Regions from separate parts of the Homo sapiens genome. Here region 1 is linked to region 2. Evidence: chromatin loops called from intact Hi-C (ENCODE). Cell type or tissue: endothelial cell of umbilical vein. All regions are shown on one strand. Links, peaks and the distances in the headings refer to the core of each region. The heading gives the core; the rest is flanking DNA. Region 1 overlaps JCAD (junctional cadherin 5 associated). Region 2 has its middle 130 kb from the start of JCAD.

Evidence for each region. A loop is a pair of places that touch in the nucleus more often than their neighbours do. Peaks named below come from ENCODE experiments on the same cell type or tissue, not always from the same donor. Only the 100,000 strongest peaks of a DNase experiment are listed, where the experiment ranks them.
Region 1: it touches region 2 in a loop (6-fold over the local background); 22 of 110 quality-filtered maps call a loop at or near these places.

What each region holds. Positions count from the first base shown.
Region 1 is chr10:30,038,537-30,046,866 of GRCh38, forward strand. The region is part of intron 2 of JCAD (junctional cadherin 5 associated); the gene reads right to left. Among named protein-coding and RNA genes, the nearest start is that of JCAD, 17 kb to the right of the region's middle. RefSeq lists a silencer at 5,375-5,647. In endothelial cell of umbilical vein, for the core only: no CTCF peak of the experiment used is centred there; DNase peaks (open chromatin) are centred at 3,415 and 5,045; H3K27ac peaks cover 3,124 bases.
Region 2 is chr10:30,184,791-30,193,120 of GRCh38, forward strand. No RefSeq gene overlaps it. Among named protein-coding and RNA genes, the nearest start is that of JCAD, 130 kb to the left of the region's middle. In endothelial cell of umbilical vein, for the core only: CTCF peaks have their summits at 1,735 and 1,946; DNase peaks (open chromatin) are centred at 1,321, 1,631 and 3,521; H3K27ac peaks cover 3,181 bases.

The DNA of each region.
Region 1 (8,330 bases), core at 23-8,022, 150 kb before region 2:
AAAATTAGCTAGATGTGGTGGTGAGTGCCTGTGGTCCTAGCTACTCGAGATGAGCGGGAGGATTGCTTGAGCCTGGGAGGTCAAGGCTGCAGTGAGCTGAGATGGTGCCACTGCACTCGCCTGGGTGACAGAGAGAGACCCTGTCTCAAAATAAAAAAAAAAAAAAAAAGAAAGAAAGAAAAGAAAAGAGAAAGAGAAAGAGAGAAGAGAGAAGAGAGAAGCAGGATGGAGCAAAGGGATACAAATGAAGGAAGAAGGGTATAGGTCCATGTGGAAGGAGAAGGAAAACAATAACCTGGAGAAAAGGTAGGTGGAGCTTGTGAGGGCTCCTGGGGCAGCCGCCAGCTGCGTGTACTAATGTGTCCCCGATGAAGGTGCTAGAACCTCTCACTGGGAGTCAGGGTATCTCTGAACAACATCCTTCCTGCAACTGCACTTCTAAGGGAAGAAAGCTGGGTCATAAACCCCTAACCCCCGACTCACGCCAGCTATTTAAATGAGCCCACTCCTTTTACTGATTAACATGGCAAGGACGCACTGATGCCTTCTAATGAATGTAAAGGCAAGAAGCCACACTGGGTGGCCCTTACTTGGAGGCAGACTCCCTAGAGGGCCAGATGCTGACGCCCCTCCCATGCTAGGATCCCACTGATAGAGGACCCTGTCCCTCCACATCAATGATCATCCTGGGAGCATCCCAGGTCCTACAGGAAGCCACCCCTGAGGGTGTTGTCACAGGCAGGGACAGGAAGCACTAGAGAAATGGTTCCCCACCCGAGTGACTAGGAGAAGTCCTGGTGACTGCACGCAGGGCAGACACTGTTCCCTCCCACAACGTGAGGCCCTTCCCACCTGATGGGTGGGCAGCTGGACCGGCCTCGGCTTCTGATGCCTCATCTGTACTGCAGGGACAGAATCCTTCCTTTTGAGTTTTCTGGGAGGGATGAAATGAGATAATACCTTCAAAGTGTTATTCATCACTTTCTTGTGGATTCCCTAACTTGAGGAAGAAAAGGTATAGATGGAGAAAAATAGGCTGAGAAAACAATGTCTGTGGCCAGTCCTTGGGGAGCCGGATGAACCTGCAGTTGACACCCAAAGACGGCTGCCCAGGGTCAACGGAACAGTCCAGGCTCGGGGCACGTGCAGAGGGGTGGTTTCTGGCTTCTCATCACACCAACAGGGAGCAGTGTTGGAACGTTGCCAGGAGAGTGGTGAGCAGCTGCCCTGGGCACTGGAGGGGCGGCGTGGGTTTAAAGGCCAACACCACGGCTGTCCAGTGGAACGCTGTCGGCAGCGTCCTTAACTGCCCCTGCCTCTGATGCCTCATCTGTACTGCAGGGACGGACTACGCCTTCCTTTTTGTATCCTGGGAGGAATGAAATGAGATGATACATTCAGAGTGTTTAGCACAGTGCCTGACACATAAGAAGCCCTTGTTTCATTTGGTATTAACTCAATTAAAATACATTCTCAATGGAGTAGGTTATCTTGAAGCTCTGTTTGCTTGATCGCCTGGGGAAGGGGGTGCGGGTGGCACACAGGAAAGGGTGAAGAACCGAGTGTCTGTCTGAAGGTGATGATTATTTCAGATCGGCATTGTCTTTGTCTAAGCTGTAATCAACAGGCCTTCACAATGCCAGGAAAGAGTGACGTAGCTGACTGTCATCACAAGACGCTGCTCCTCCTGGGGATGGCTGGTCTCTGATGAAGAAGCTACACCCATTTCCACAATACGGATGCAGAACAAACCAGTATTTCATTTATTAAAACAAGGCAGGAAGAGAAGCTCTAATCCATTCTCTCTCATGCGTATCTAATAGGTAAGGCAGATTATTTCAGTATTTTCATATTTTCTCTTTAATAAGGGCATGTCAGATTTTTACCATGTTAAACTGCTTTCACCAGTGTGAACCACAGAGTGCCATGATAGACATGGAGAAAGACCAGCCTCGTTCTCATTTGCCTTTTTCTAGCACCACTCTTGCTTTCATTTACTTATTCATTTATTCAACAAATATTTATGGAGTATTCGCGGTGCCTCCGACCCACGGTTCTTCAGAAGCCAAGATGAGGGCTGTGAGGAGCAGAAAAGGTGGTCACTAGTCATGGGTTTCTGAGAGCCTGAAGGACCCTGCAGCTGGGTCTCTGGTGATGACACCCTAGGGAGGCCGCCTAAAGGCCCCAGGCCCCATAGCTGCACAGCGGCCCACCAGTGACACCCCCAGTCCACAACCTGTCCTTTGTCGAGAACGCAGAGGCACAGCCATCTTTGAGGCAAAGCGGCTGGACCAGAAGACCCACTCGGGTCTCTTTTGGACCCCCGTCTCACATTCCTACCCTTGGTGTCTCTCTGTGGGGCATTTCTTAGCTCTCAGACTCATCCAGTTCTCTAGCTGAAGGCAGAATTCCACACGAACAACTCTCCTCTTGGGGATGGCATAACCAGCAAGATGCATGAGGCCCTCGGCAGTGCTGCCGCTGGATCTTCCTTGTCACTCCAGAAGCCTGCACCTCCACACCACTGCACCTCCAGAAGCCTCATGTTCAAAGGACACAACCTGCTTTTTAGTGGGGAAACTGGTGCTGGTAAAAGCTACATGGGGCACATGCAGGAGACAGGACCAGCTTCCAGGCGCTTCTGGAAGTTTCCACACTTACGAACGAGACCAAGGAGAAGGGCATACAGAAGACAGTGAGGGAAGAGGCGGCCTGTGTCTTCCTGGTGTTCATGAGCATGCCAGCCCTCAAGAAAGAGAGGCTTTGCCTCGTAACAAGGTCAAAATACCAACAGCTAATGCTTAGTATGGAAACAAGCAGTGAAAAGGCAAATCGTGTTTGAGGATTCATAAGTTTGTAAAAGAAAGAGGAACATAGAAACAGATGTTAAACTTGAAGCATTCTCTGTTTTTGGAAAACCCTTATAAGCAGGATATGATTTAAGAGAAGCTTTAAAAGACCCTGAAAATGAACTGTTTACCATATCCAGTAGCACTATCTAGAATGGATGTTTACTGATCAAATAGAAACCTCCCAAGATGAGGGCCCCAGACCACCACATCAGAGACTCTCCCTAGGTTGCTAAGTCTCTCATTAGTTACAACTGCCGCTGATGACAGGAGATAATTACAAGTTATTCTCATGGGTAACTAACAAAAAAATCTTACCAGAATTCCTGGGGCTATGCAGAGAAGAGCCAATTATGGTATAACTTTCAGCTTCAAACCTCTGCTATGTTAAGTGTATTTTACAGCTTCCTCTGATTATAATATTTCAAAGGAAACACATTAAGGAAACCCTGAGTGCCTGATAACAGCCTTTTACATATTTTAATGGTCGTTAAGTATTATTTAGTTTTGGCTACTTGTATTTTAAGCATGCAGTTTCCTCCATGTGCAGATAACACAGTTTTTCCTCTTTGCCTACTTCCTCTTACTGTGTGTGTGTGTTTGTGTGTGTGTGTGTTTCAGCAGGCAAGCTTTGGACATGGCCTGTGAGTCTTTTCCTGGACCACGTCAGTGCCTTTCATGCAAAGCCCACAGCCAGTTTCATCACTACAGTCTGTTAACTGAGACCATTTAGGAGCGGGCTAGCATCTAGATGAGCTCTCTATGGAGTCAACGACTTAAAAAGGGGAAAATGCCAAGTCTTTAGTGTTATTTGTCAAATTGTCTGTGAAGAGAACATGTTTTGGGGTACACAGGGAGTCCCTGTGGCCTGGAAACTGTCCTCACCCGCAGCACCTGCAGTGGGGAAAGCTCAGGCACCCATGCCTGGTCATTCCCTCCTCCCCATCCAACCTACCTCTCCCTTGTCCAGCCCCTCCCCTCTGATCGGAGCGGGGAGACACCCTAACCCAGTACTCAAGCATCCACCGGCTGTCTGAAACTCAATTTTTTCAAAAGTTTCAACTAAGAGATGCGGGCAGTTGACAGCAGTGGGTTCTGAAGCTAAGCCATCAAGGGGAGCAAGGGCGGAGTCTAAGTCTCTGCCAGCCAGAGGTACGGGGAAGCAGAAGCTGTCAGGGAAGGGAAGAGGAGCAAAACAAGTACCCGGAGACGCACAGATGGGTGGCAATGGGAGGCAGAGATGGGTGGCAATGGGGGACAGAGATGAATGAGTCCCCAGGGGAATAACCCACAATCCAGGGGGACACCTTCTCATTCCATTTCTAATGAGGCCAGCCAGTTTTTCTCCATTTCCTATGAATGGTCCGTGAATCTCTCCATGAATCCTTACAACGACCCCTCCCTTTCCTTTCAGGTAGGTTCCACTTCCTGCCTCCCAAAGGATCTATGAAGGAGGGAAACTTTACTGCTAGGAAGTCTTCAGCCTGGGGGCAAGGAGGGCCCCTGAGCCAGGGGTCCCACAGTCAGGCTTCACAGTCCATCTGCTGTGCTTTAAACGCTGGTAAAGTTACCAGTCATACGAATGATGGCCCAACACGTTAACATGTAGCTTCAAAAAACAATTACTGTCTACTCATCAATTTAGATAAACTATGTATGAAGGAGAACCAACTCTTGGTCCTTCTCCACTACTTGCACCTAAGAGATTTTTAGCAAGTTCACATGCTCCTTTGTCTTTCTCCCCAACAGAATTGTCATTCTTCTCCTGTCCTAGATGCTCAGTACTACTTGATCTGCTAATAGTGAAAGCTCAAAGCAACAGCCCCCTCAGCACATTAGGAAACAAGTGTCCTGTATGCTCAAAAATCTCATCAAAGCTTCATGTTTGTGTTTTGTTTTTTTTAAAGTTTTACTAGAAGTCCCTCGAGTAAGAAAGGGAAAAAGAAAAAAAAAAGTAAAAAAATTTTACTAGATAGAGCTGGTCTTTAAATCAGAAACTCTGTTCTAAACTGATACTAATCATTACAGGGTAAGGAACAGTCCTGACCATTCTCACCAGACAATGCTGATATTCCAGCTAAGCCCCAGATGATGGATAATCCTGCCTTCCATGTATGCTCCCTTTACAACATCCACAGAAGAGCAGTGTTATGTGCATTATCTCGTGTAGACAGGTCAGGATGCAGTCTTTATAGGCCTCTCCCAGACAGGAAAGGGACACAGCTGGGCTCTGAGAGCTGTCACACGTCCATGCATGCCAGGGGGAGGGTGGAGGACAAGGGACTGAGAAAAGACCATCCAGCGATGGTAACCCCAGGAGCTCACAGAATCAAGTGCTCCTTTCAAACGAAAACAGGCCTCACCTGGGGAGAGCTCAGCCAGGCCCAGTGCTGCTGCAGGGTGGCAGCCCCAAGGCATCTGGCAGCCCGGGGGGTGGGGAAGTTGTGGCTCAAGCTGGGCTCCCTCCATTGCTGCACTGAGCAGCCATTGATGGCCAGTGACATCCTCTGGGCTTTGTGTTGGCTATGGTTTAAATGTTTATTCTGTCTAAAACTCCTGTTGAAATTTAATTGCCATTGTAACAGTATTAAGAGGTGGGACCTTTAAGAGGTGATGAGGTAATGAGGGTTCCACCCTCCTAGGTGGGATTGGTGCCCTTATAAAAGGATGAGTTCAGCCCTCTCTTGTTTGATCTCACTCTCTCACCTTCCACCATGAGATGACACAGCAAGAAGGCCCTCATGAGATACCACCACCTTGACCCTGGATTTCCCAGCCTCTAGAACTGTGAACTGATAAATTTCCATTCATCATAAATTACCCAGCCTGTTACAGCAGCACACATTGGATGAATGCAATGTTCTTCAGTTCTAAGATAATAATATTGCCAACATGCCTAGGTCTCCACTATTCTGTCAGAATAAAACAAATTTTCATTCAGCCCCTGTGGCCTTCCAAATGACCTTGATCTCCATCTTTCCCAGGACATGAGTGGGGTGTTGAGGACTGGCTCAAAGTGTGGGGACACACTTTAAGGCAGCCCTCAACCAAGAAACTGCAGAAGAGGAACTCTCGTGACCCTTCCCAATCACGCTGATGGCTTCAAGTTGGACAGGGCTATCCCGGGCCCCAGGTACCCCCTAGACCGGGAGGCCAGCCCAGCAGAGGTCACTGTGTGGGATGGAGGAGGCAGCAAGACCACAGCTGTGCTTTTGAGTAACCAAAGACTGGGATCTGACAGCACCATTTATTCATCAGATTCAGAATTCACATAAGCCATAGCAGTATTGGCTTTTTTTTTTTTTTTTAAATTTAAGCTGTTAACTATTGACACCTATTTACTTTTTCCCAAAGCACTTTGTTTCTGATGGGGAAAAACAATTCTCCTTCATGCCTACCTTTCTGTTTCCCTCCAATTTTCAGTTCTCTATTGGGCACCTAAAAAAAAAAAAAAGTCTTTCATTTCAACCCAGGGAACCTTGCAGCCAGTCTCTGAAGCTTGGGGCACTGGCAGGGATGTCTGCAAACATGTATGCATTTGCTATTTCTACCCTAGGAGCCAACCTTCAATCCAAAAGCCACTCTACACCATCTAAGTGAATCGGCCAATCTCAACAACATGGACAAGAGGCCAGATCTGTCGAGAACTCTGTCATCTGTATGAAAACATCCCAGGGCTACACAAAGCCACTTATCTGAGCCCTTCACTCAGGATGGAAACAAAGGCAGCTTGCAGATCTGATTATGCCGTAGTCCTCAGGAACCTGTTACCACACAAGGGGCTAGAAAGTCCTGAGCGAGTTGTGGATGAGGTTGGCGGCCACACTGCCCACACAGAATTCTAAAGGGGATTCTCCTGCCTCCCACCGTGAGACTCAACTCTGATCCAGCCCCTCAAATTTGAGGGAGACCCCACGTAACCTACATGGTCCATCTGCAGGGATTCCATAGCCCTGTCTTTACTTCATTAGAAACTGACCGTTCTGCTTTTCAACAGTTGCTACAATTGGGGAAAGAATAAATTGAGCACATGAGCATGTATTAAATAACCATATATGCCCTGTACTGTAAGACTCTGTACAAGAAACAAAAGAAATAGGAGACAAGGTACAATCTCAGTACCTTGATATCCAAGTTGGAAGGTACAAATATACTCAGCAGAAAACTAAATGAAAAAACAAAACAAAAACAAGCACCCGTTTGTGTGGTAGTCACTAAGGTTATCTGAACCCTCAGACAACTCACCCATAAGACCCCTTTTCCAGCTCCATGCTGGAAAATGGCAGCCAAGAAAGTGAAGGCCTTGACAGTAGTCGACAGAAGTGTGAGTTCTGAAGCACAAGGTGAAAGAGAAACAGCTTCCAGCCCCTTCTTCATTGTGATTTTCCCCCCTGAGCCTGGCTCCATCAGTGCTAACTCCTCTTGCTCCTCGCTGGAGAAGCATCTGACTTGGCAACTTAAACCTGCTTTTACTACGCTGGGCAGAAACGAGGGCTCTCACCTTTGCTTTTCTCCAATAATGTGTTAAGTGCTCTGACTAAAAACAAAATCCTTCCCATTTTTGCCTGAAAACTGTCAACCAACAAGGAAGGTCCTTTGTCTGCAAGGGTGACCTCGAACCATGGAAGGCGAGTTCATTCCCATCAGACTTGCCTGTTTTGTGTGTTTGTTTGTTTTTCTTAAAGAAAGGTCCCTGATTCCGTCTGTGTCCTTTGTCCATATCTAACTGCTGACATGCAGTTACATAACACGCTCTGTAGACTCAGAGCTCTTCCTCCCCAATCTGTGCCTGGTCCCAGTGCAGCACTAAAGGCAAACACAGTGTTAGGAAGGGATGACAAAGGTTTCCTCCAGGTGGAAACCGCCTGGGAGAGGGTTTCAGGGCTCCTCTCCCAGCCTGGCTCTGTGGCAAGCTGCCGAAATTCTCTCCTTTTTTACCATCCTGTTCCCCTAGCTAAACCGCCCTCTCTTTTTGTTGTAAGGAAACACCCACAGATGCAGCTGTATTCAGATGGGATGCCCACATTAGGGCCAGTGTGCGTGCAAGGAAAAGATAGGTCAGAAGCCAATGGAATGATATGAATATACCAGAAGAAACGTTTTGTTTTACAAACGGAGGGGAATACAGAGCCCTTTTCACTCTCTGTAACCTGCAAAATATTGAATTGTGTTAATAAGAAAGCCAAATATACTGTGAATGGGTGCGTGGTTGTGAAATAGCTTTTACAAAGTTCTAAAATGACTCCTATCTGAGGCAAGATGAAGAGATTACAAGGGAACCAAGAAGCAGAGTCCTAACACATGGCATTTAGCATGACAGAATGTGTTTACTCACTGCTATTTATTGAAGGCCCATTATGGCCAAGCCCTGTGCTAAGTGCTGCTGGAACACCCTGAATATCACAGTGGAAACAAGTGATCTTGGGCTGGGTGTGGTGGCTCATGACTCTAATCCCAGTGCTCTGGGAGGCTGAGGTGGGA
Region 2 (8,330 bases), core at 58-8,057:
TTATTTACTCAGCTCTCTGGATAGCCTCAGAGTGGTAGGCTTAAATAAACCAGAGCGTGGGGGTGGCACGTGCTGGGAAGGTGGGAAGTGAGCCTCCTGTCCCACTCAGGTCTCTCCTGAGTTTGGAGCCACCTTACAAATCACAAATTCCACGGCCAGAGAGTCATGGTTCCAGCAACTCCCCTTGTCACATACAGGCCCGGAGCCAATTCAGCAAAGACAGGAGACATTGCAAACCAAATGGTGAGCTCAAACAAGTCACCATGGCCAGGTGAGGTGGCTCACACCTGTCATCCCAGCACGTTGATAGGCTGAGGTGGGCAGATAGATCACTTGAGCCCAGGAGTTCAAGGCTAGCTGGGCCAACATGGTGAAACTGCGTCTCTGCTAACAATACAAAAATTAGCCGGGCTTGGTGGGGTGTGCCTGTAGTCCCAGCTACTCGGGAGGCTGAGGCAGGAGAATTGCTTAAACCCAGGAGGCGGAGGTTGCAGTGAGCCGAGATAACACCACTGCACTCCGAGTTAGACCCTGCCTCAAAAACAACAACAACAACAACAAAACCCCCAAAACAAACAAAAGCCCCAAAACCCAACAAACAGAAAAACCCCCCAAACAGACAAACAAAAAAACCCAAGTCACCAAGCAGCCATCAAAGCTCCCCTTGCTTTGTTACACCAACTTAGGCGCTTGCTCATCAATCACTGCTCATTCTTCAGTCTATTCCTGAGTGCTTGCTTTGGAATTTACTGTTATTTTTTGTCTCATACTAGATTGTTCCAAGTGGGGCCTATTCTTTCTAATTTTTAATATACATTCCCATATAGTTCACTGAAAATGTTGGACACTCATCAGATCATCTGGATATGATAATTTTGGGTGGGTGGGAGGATGGTGTGATTTGTCCTGGCTACACTGGAATTTTAGAGATCTCTTTTTATTTATTAATTTTTTTTTTGTAGAGACAAGGTTTTGCTCTGTCCCACAGGCTGGAGTGCAGTGGTACAATTGCAGCTCACTGCAACCTCCAACTCCTGGGCTCAAGCAATCCTCCTACCTCTGCCTCCCAAGTAGCTGGGATTACAGGTGTGCACCATTACGCCTGGCTGATTTTAGGAATTTAAAACCAGACTACATCTTTGCTAAAAGTTTCTTTTCACCTTTTGGGGTTCACTTAACTAGTTCAGACACTGTTTGGCAATTCTGGTTCAACAGGACTTGAGAGTGCTCTGGGACTAATTGAGCCAAGTACCATACTATGAATCTGGTTGGTGACTAATGTACTTGGAACTAATAGGAAAGAGTTAGTTTATTTTGGCTCAGTGATCTGGCCAGCCATTGCTTAGTGACCACAAATTATGACCCACAGAAGAAGTGAAGTAATTTATGTATAATCATAGAACAGCTAACACCTAGACAGAGGTTCTTCTGAGCCAGGCATCATGCTAAGAACTTTGCATATATTAACTCATTTAATCCTAAAAACAACCGGCTGAGGTGAGTTTTATCGTTATCCCCGTTGTGCAGATAAGGAAACTTAGGCAGAGAGAGGTAAGCAATTTCTCCAAGGTCACACAGGGTTAGCTGGACCTTATATAGACCCAAGACTCACTCCCTGTCTTGCCTTGCACATTGGCAAAGGCTAACCACGATTTTTAATGAACTCTGGGCAATTAATGGAGTTGATTAGCCGTGGCCGAATTTGTGCTGCCACCATGAGGAGGAAGAATCATAGTCCACCCAGACTGATGAGAACTCAGGAACCAGGAAAGGCAAGGTGAATGTGAAGCTGAGGTCTGTGTCTCCACTCAAGGACCAAACAGGAAATTCAGGGTGGGAGGGGGGCTCTGTCCAGTCTCCCAGCAGTGACCAGGGACAATGAGCTGGGCTTGGGCACCGCAGGGCTTAATTGTGGACTGTACCATGTTAACCGAGCTCAGAGTCCAAAGGCTAAAGTGAAACAGAAAGCCAGGCCGACTGTCTGGCTGGGTCATCTGCCCAAGAGGATTAGAGGAGGCAGAGCAACGCAGGTGTGAGTTAGCAGGGTGGAAAAACGAACCCAGCGTGCAGGCGCAGCTAGGAAGAGGTGGGGACAGATGCCCTCCGAGCGTGCCGCACTACTTCTCACGGGAAACCTTCAGGCCTGGGGAGTCTCTGGGGCGTGGTGAGGGAGGTGCTGTTCCTCCTCTCATATTCCTGGCTTGGCAGAGCCTGGTCCTGAAGTTGGGATATGGTCTAGTTACTAATATATTCTGTTAGGACATGACCAGGACACAGGAATCCCAGCTCACCGCATCCCCACCTGGGTTCAGAGAAGCAGATTGGATAGTGGGTAGACGGATGGCCTTTCGAAGCAGATAAACCTGGGCTCAGACTTTGGCCTCCGTTAACTCTTAGCTATGTGACCTTGGGCAAATCTATAACCTCCCTCTAAGCCTCAGTCTTGCCAGTTATAAAATGGGAATATTAATAAAACATGTAACTAACCAAGTTAATGTAGTAGTTAAATGCCATAAGAGGTGCAGGATAGTTTGCAGAAGGGTTGACTTGCACTAAATGATACCTCTATTTGCTGTTGTTATCAGTGTCAGGAATAACAAACGTTATTGGCTGGAAGGTGGCAAGGAGAGGGCAGGACTGAGCTAAATCATCCTTCTAATTGTTTGCGGGGCTCTCTTTTCTTCCTCTACTTCTAACTACTTGGATATGAGCCCTTCCAAAGGATCTCCCCTCCCCCAGAATCCCAAGCAAATGCCAGGTGCTTAAGGGACAGCAGGGTGGTGGCTCAGGAGGAAGCCCTAGGTCTTCTCCCACAACCAACTCTCACCTCAGTTCTTGCCTCAGCCAGAAGAGCTGCTGTGGGTCCCTTGATCCAAATAGCCGTAATAAAGCTAAGCTGCCTCGGATTTCTAAGGCCATTTTCTCAGAAGAGTCCCGTGGGCCCCTTTGAGTCAATCCTGGGAAGCCAACGGGGTGGAAGGAGAGTCAGGCTCCACGAGGTCGGGACTGTCAGCTCAGAGTCTATTCCTGGCCCTTCCTAGCCTCACCTGGGTCTAAGTACGCTCCCTGGCCCCACAAATGCCCCGTTAGCTATAGGCATCACCTGCTGAGCTCCCAGCCTCTTTGCGAGGTACTCCTTATTCTTCCAACTTTCAAACAATAGAAACACAAAATCTGTGTTTCTGTGTTTGGACACAACTCTCGTCACTTTGGATAGGTGCCTCCAGCTGTATGATGAGACGTGGGCTCTGCTCACTCACCGTGACCTCGAAACCCTTGAGACCCCTGTGGAGCAGAGCACGTCCTCACCCCCAGCAGCCCAGCCTCCTCCTGGGACCCCCTTCTGTCCCATCAAGGGACATCTCTGATACCTGGGAGACCTGGGCACCGGAGCCCCTTGCTCACCAGCCCCTGCCCAGTGAAGAATGAATGACTTCAGGATCCACTGCTTAACAAAGAAACACATGAAGGGGCCTGATTTTCCCGGCTGCTAAGAGGGGAAAGGAAGCTGGGCTCTGTGAATCACACAATGCCATCCAAACAATTCAAGGAAATGTCCAAGGGAAGGGACCAAAATAGCCCAGCACATCCCTGCATGCTGGGAGAGTCAAGAAAATGAAAGCCGGGGTCTGTCCAGCACAAGGAGATGGGACATTTAAAAAAAGAAAAGACAGTTTCCCCACAGCAGAGGAAGCTGCCATTTATAAATATTTACTGAGACAAAGTTGTGCATTCACTTCCAAGCCCAGGAAGGAAATATTCCAGGGCAGAGGTAGAGGTCTGGGTGCTGGAGGCCGGCTCTCCCCTGCCGGGGAGCCAGCCACCGTGCCCATCAATCTGATCCTCAGCTCTGGGTTACGTGACAGATTGTGGGTAGCTTGACATAGGCCACGATGAGACGAGCCGCACTGCAGAAATGGGCAAGTGTCACACAGGAGGGCTCCTCTCCCCACCACCACAGGACCGACAGTTCCACGTTTACCAGCACGTCACTGGGCGGAGAGACCAGTAAGGGACCCAGCACATCCCAGCAGGTGGCAGGACTTCACTCCTAGTGGGTTTTGGCTTGACTGTGGATGCCCAGGAAGACGAGCCTTTGGCCCAGGCTGTGTCCTCCAGTGGAAGGACTTCATTGGCAGAGAAGTTTGAATAGAGATGCTAACTCTCCAAGTCTTCTCTCTCTCCCTCTTTTCTAACAGAGTCAATTCTGAAAAGCTCTCTCTGGAGGAAAGAGTCTTCAAGACCCAGCTAACTAAACATGGAGCCCAGGAGAGGATAAACAGTATCTGTTATCATACTCATTATCCTTGGCTTCAAAGGACTCAACATGTTTACAAAGAGAACACGAGAGTTCTCTATGTTTATTTTAAAGTATGGACTTTAATAAACAGTCTTAAAAAAAAAACCAAATAACTCACGGGGAAAGCAATCTTCTTTCTGTGTTTTATGCATCAGTCAAAACATAACACTCCCTTTGGCTTTGGCTTAAATGAGTTTTGTTTCTTCACTAAAGTTCACCGTTTATAAAATACATACACTTTATTGACTTTGATCTCCCCACTGGCACAGCTTGAGGTTGGTTCAAAGTTCTATAGAGTTAAACACAACCACATGTGACTGAGGCAGCTCTTGTGGCCTGTTTGCCAATGTCTGCAAAGGCAAGACAGGGATCAGAAATTTTAGAGAGGCAAGCGATGCCAAGATCAAGGGTGTGCCCCCGACTCCGAGGAGACCTCAGCCAAAGGCTTCCTCCTCCTGGCCTGCTTCTGGGTAGCCAGAACTTTTACCAGGATGGAGAGGTGGGCAACGTGGCACAGGCCCACACTGTCTCCCAGAGGTGAGGAGTATGCCAGCCGAATTGGCTCTTTCTTATCTTCCCAGACTTGAGACACTTGGAAGAAAATGCATGTCTTTGCAGGTTTTTTTTAAAAAGTAAAATTCATACTCCTTAGTTACAAGAAGTCAAAAGTATAGGCATTTAAAATCTATGTGCTTGTGCACCCGTGCGTAGAGGTATATAGGTAAGCACGCAGATGAATGATAGAGATGAATAGATAGATGGACAGACAGACAGATAGATGATAGGTAATAGATAGACGATAGTTAAATTGATAGGTGATAAATAATACATAGATGATAGGTAAATGAGAGTAGATAATAGTAGATGATAAATAGTAGGTAAGTAGATAGGTAGATGGATGGATGTAAAATATAAAGGAGTTTAATTGAGCAATGAATGATTTGTGAATCAGGCAGCCCCCAGAGTCACAGCAGAGTCACAGAGACTCCAGGGATGTCTCGTGGCCAGAACACATTTATAGACAAATAAAAGAGGGAAATGATATACCGAAATCAGCAGTGAGGTAAAGAAAGAGCTGGATTGGTTACAGGTTGGCATTTGCCTTATTTGAACACAGTTTGAACACTTAGCAGTCTATGAGTGGTTAAAGTGTGGCCACTGGGATGGGCCAAGACTCAGCTACTGTTACAGGTGCATACTACTAAGTTAGGTTTTCAGTCTTGTCTGCCTATTAAGCTAGGTGGCAGTTCATCCACAAGGACTCAAATATAGAAGTATGGAGTCCTTCTCTGTGGGCGGAAAGCCACTCAGGTGCCGAAGCAAGAGACTGAAGGCACAGGCTGTTCCAATATAATAAAGAAAATAGTTAGGATAAGAGAAAGTTATATGAGTAATAGAATATAGAGATGATTATATATGGATATTATAAATCATTAGTTTTTAGTATTAATCTTTGTATTATTATTATTACCAAAGAAAAATCAGGCCATACAGAGTTAGGAACTGAAGGGACATTGTGAGAAGTGACCAGAAGACAAGAGTGTGAGCCTTCTGTATGCCCGGATAAGGGCCGCTTGAGGGCTCCTTGGTCTAGCGGTAGTGCCAGTGCCTGGGAAGGCCCCCGTTATTTAGCAGACTGGGAAAAGGAGTCTCCCTTTCCCTGGGGGGAGTCAGAGAACACTCTGCTCCACCAGCTCTTGTGGGAGGCCTGACATTAGCCAGGCCTTCCCACTGTCATCCAGAGGCTTGAACGTCTCCCTGTGATGCTGTGCTTCAGTGGTCACGCTCCTTGTCCACTTTCATATCCCACCTGTACACCTGGCTCCTCCTTTTAAGTTCTTAAAAGATAGCAGTAACAGAATTAGTGAAAGTATTAAAGTCTTTTATCTCTCTGATAAGTGCATAGAAGAAATGCTGACGTATGCTGTCCTCCCTCTCTGCTTCCGCTACCACAAAGGGAAAGGCCCCCTGTCACGTGGACATGTGACTTGCTTGACCTTATCAATCATTTGAGATGACTCACACTCCTTACCCTGCCCCCTTGCCTTGTATACAATAAATAGCAGTGCGTCCAGGCATTCGGGGCCACTACCAGGCTCCGCACATTGGTGGTAGTTCTCCTCTGGGCCCAGCTGTCTTTTCTTCTATCTCTTTGTCTTGTGTCTATTTTTCTAAGATCTCTCGTCTCCGCACACAAACAGAAAACCCACAGGCCCTGTAGGGCTGGACCCTACACTTCTCAGGCCATATTTAGTTTGCTTTAACAGATAGATGTATACATAGATAGATGATAGATAGATAGACAGATAGATAGATAGATAGATAGATAGATAGATAGATAGATAGATAGATGTAAATTCTCTGTCAACTCTCTGATTTTATTCTTCCTGCAAGAAAATTTTCTATCATTTTCTGCAGGCACTGGGGTTGCCTACCTGGCAGCCATTGTCCCCTTCTTCTGTGGTGACAGAGTCCTGATTCAGTTCAGTTCCATCTCTCCTCCTGAGGACTCAGAATTAAATCTGTTTGTTCTAAGTCAGTCCTGGTGACCCCAGTACCCTTGCCTGGGACTGGTTCAGTATTTGATAGGAGATCATTTCTTTCTTTCTTTTTTTTGAGATGGAGTCTCACTCTGTTGCCCAGGCTGGAGTGGCTCACTGCAGCCTCCGCTTCCCAGGTTCAAGCAATTCTCCTGCCTCAGCCTCACAAGTAGTTGGGATTGCAGGCATCTGCCGGCATGCCTGGCTAATTTTTTTGTATTTTTAGTAGAGATGGGGTTTCACCATGTTGGTCTGGCTGGTCTCAAACTCCTGACCTCAGGTGATCTGGCAGCCTCGGCCTCCCAAAGTGCTGGGATTACAGGCGTGAGCCACATTGCCCAGCCGGAGACCATTTCTAATCAATGAGATATGATGGATGATTCGCTTGTGGACTACTGACAGGAGAAGACTTTTCCTCCCCAAATAAAGGGAATTAGGAAAGAACTCTCTTGTTTTTCTGTCTCCAGCATGTTTGAAGCTACTGCAGTTGTCTTAAAACCATGAGGGCAGCTAATTGAAGATGAAGAGTGAAATGATGGAGAAATTGAAGTCTTTACTTAACATTCAGTTAATCCACTGAATGAATCAACTGTAAAATTGACCTCATTCTGGACTTCCTGTTATAAAAGAAATAAATTCTCTTATTATTCAGGTTTTTTTTGGGGGGGGGAGAGTAACGGCTTTATTAAAATATAATTCAGATACTATATAATTCACTCATTTAAAGTGCACCACCCAGGGCTTTTTAGTATATTCACGGGGTTGTGCAACCATTACCACAAATCATTTAGAAAACATGCCCATCGCCTCCAAAGCTATGCCACCCCCCATCCTCCCCTTTACACCAGCCCTAAAAACCACTAATTCTGTCTCTGTGAAATTGCCTGTTGTGGATATCTTATTTTATTTTATTTTTTTGAAACGGTGTCTTACTCTGTCACTCAGGCTGGAGCAGTGGCATGATCTCAGCTCCCTGCAACCTCTGCTTCCCAGGTTCAAGCAATTCTCCTGCCTCAGCCTCCCGAGTAACTGGGATTACAGGCGTGTGCCATCACACTCAGCTAATTTTTGTATTTGTAGTAGAGATGGGTTTCACCATGTTAGCCAGGCTGTTCTCAAACTCCCAACCTCAAGTGATACACCTGCCTCGGCTTCCCAAAATTCTGAGATTACAAGCGTAAGCCACTGCTCCTGTCCTGTTTCTTTTTATAGCTGAATGATACTCCCTTGTATGTGTATACCACATTTGGCTTATTCTTTCGTTTGTTGATTGACATTTGGGTTGTTTCCACCTTTTGAGTTTCATGAATAATGCTGCTATGAACATTTGTGTACAGGTGTGTCTCATTTTATTGCACTTTGCTTTCTTGTACTTTGCAGAGATCGTGTGTTTCACACATTGAAGATTTGTGGCAACCCTGCAACAAGCAAGTCTGTCAGTGCCATTTTCACAACAGAGGCTCACTTCCTGTCTCTGTCATATTTTGGTA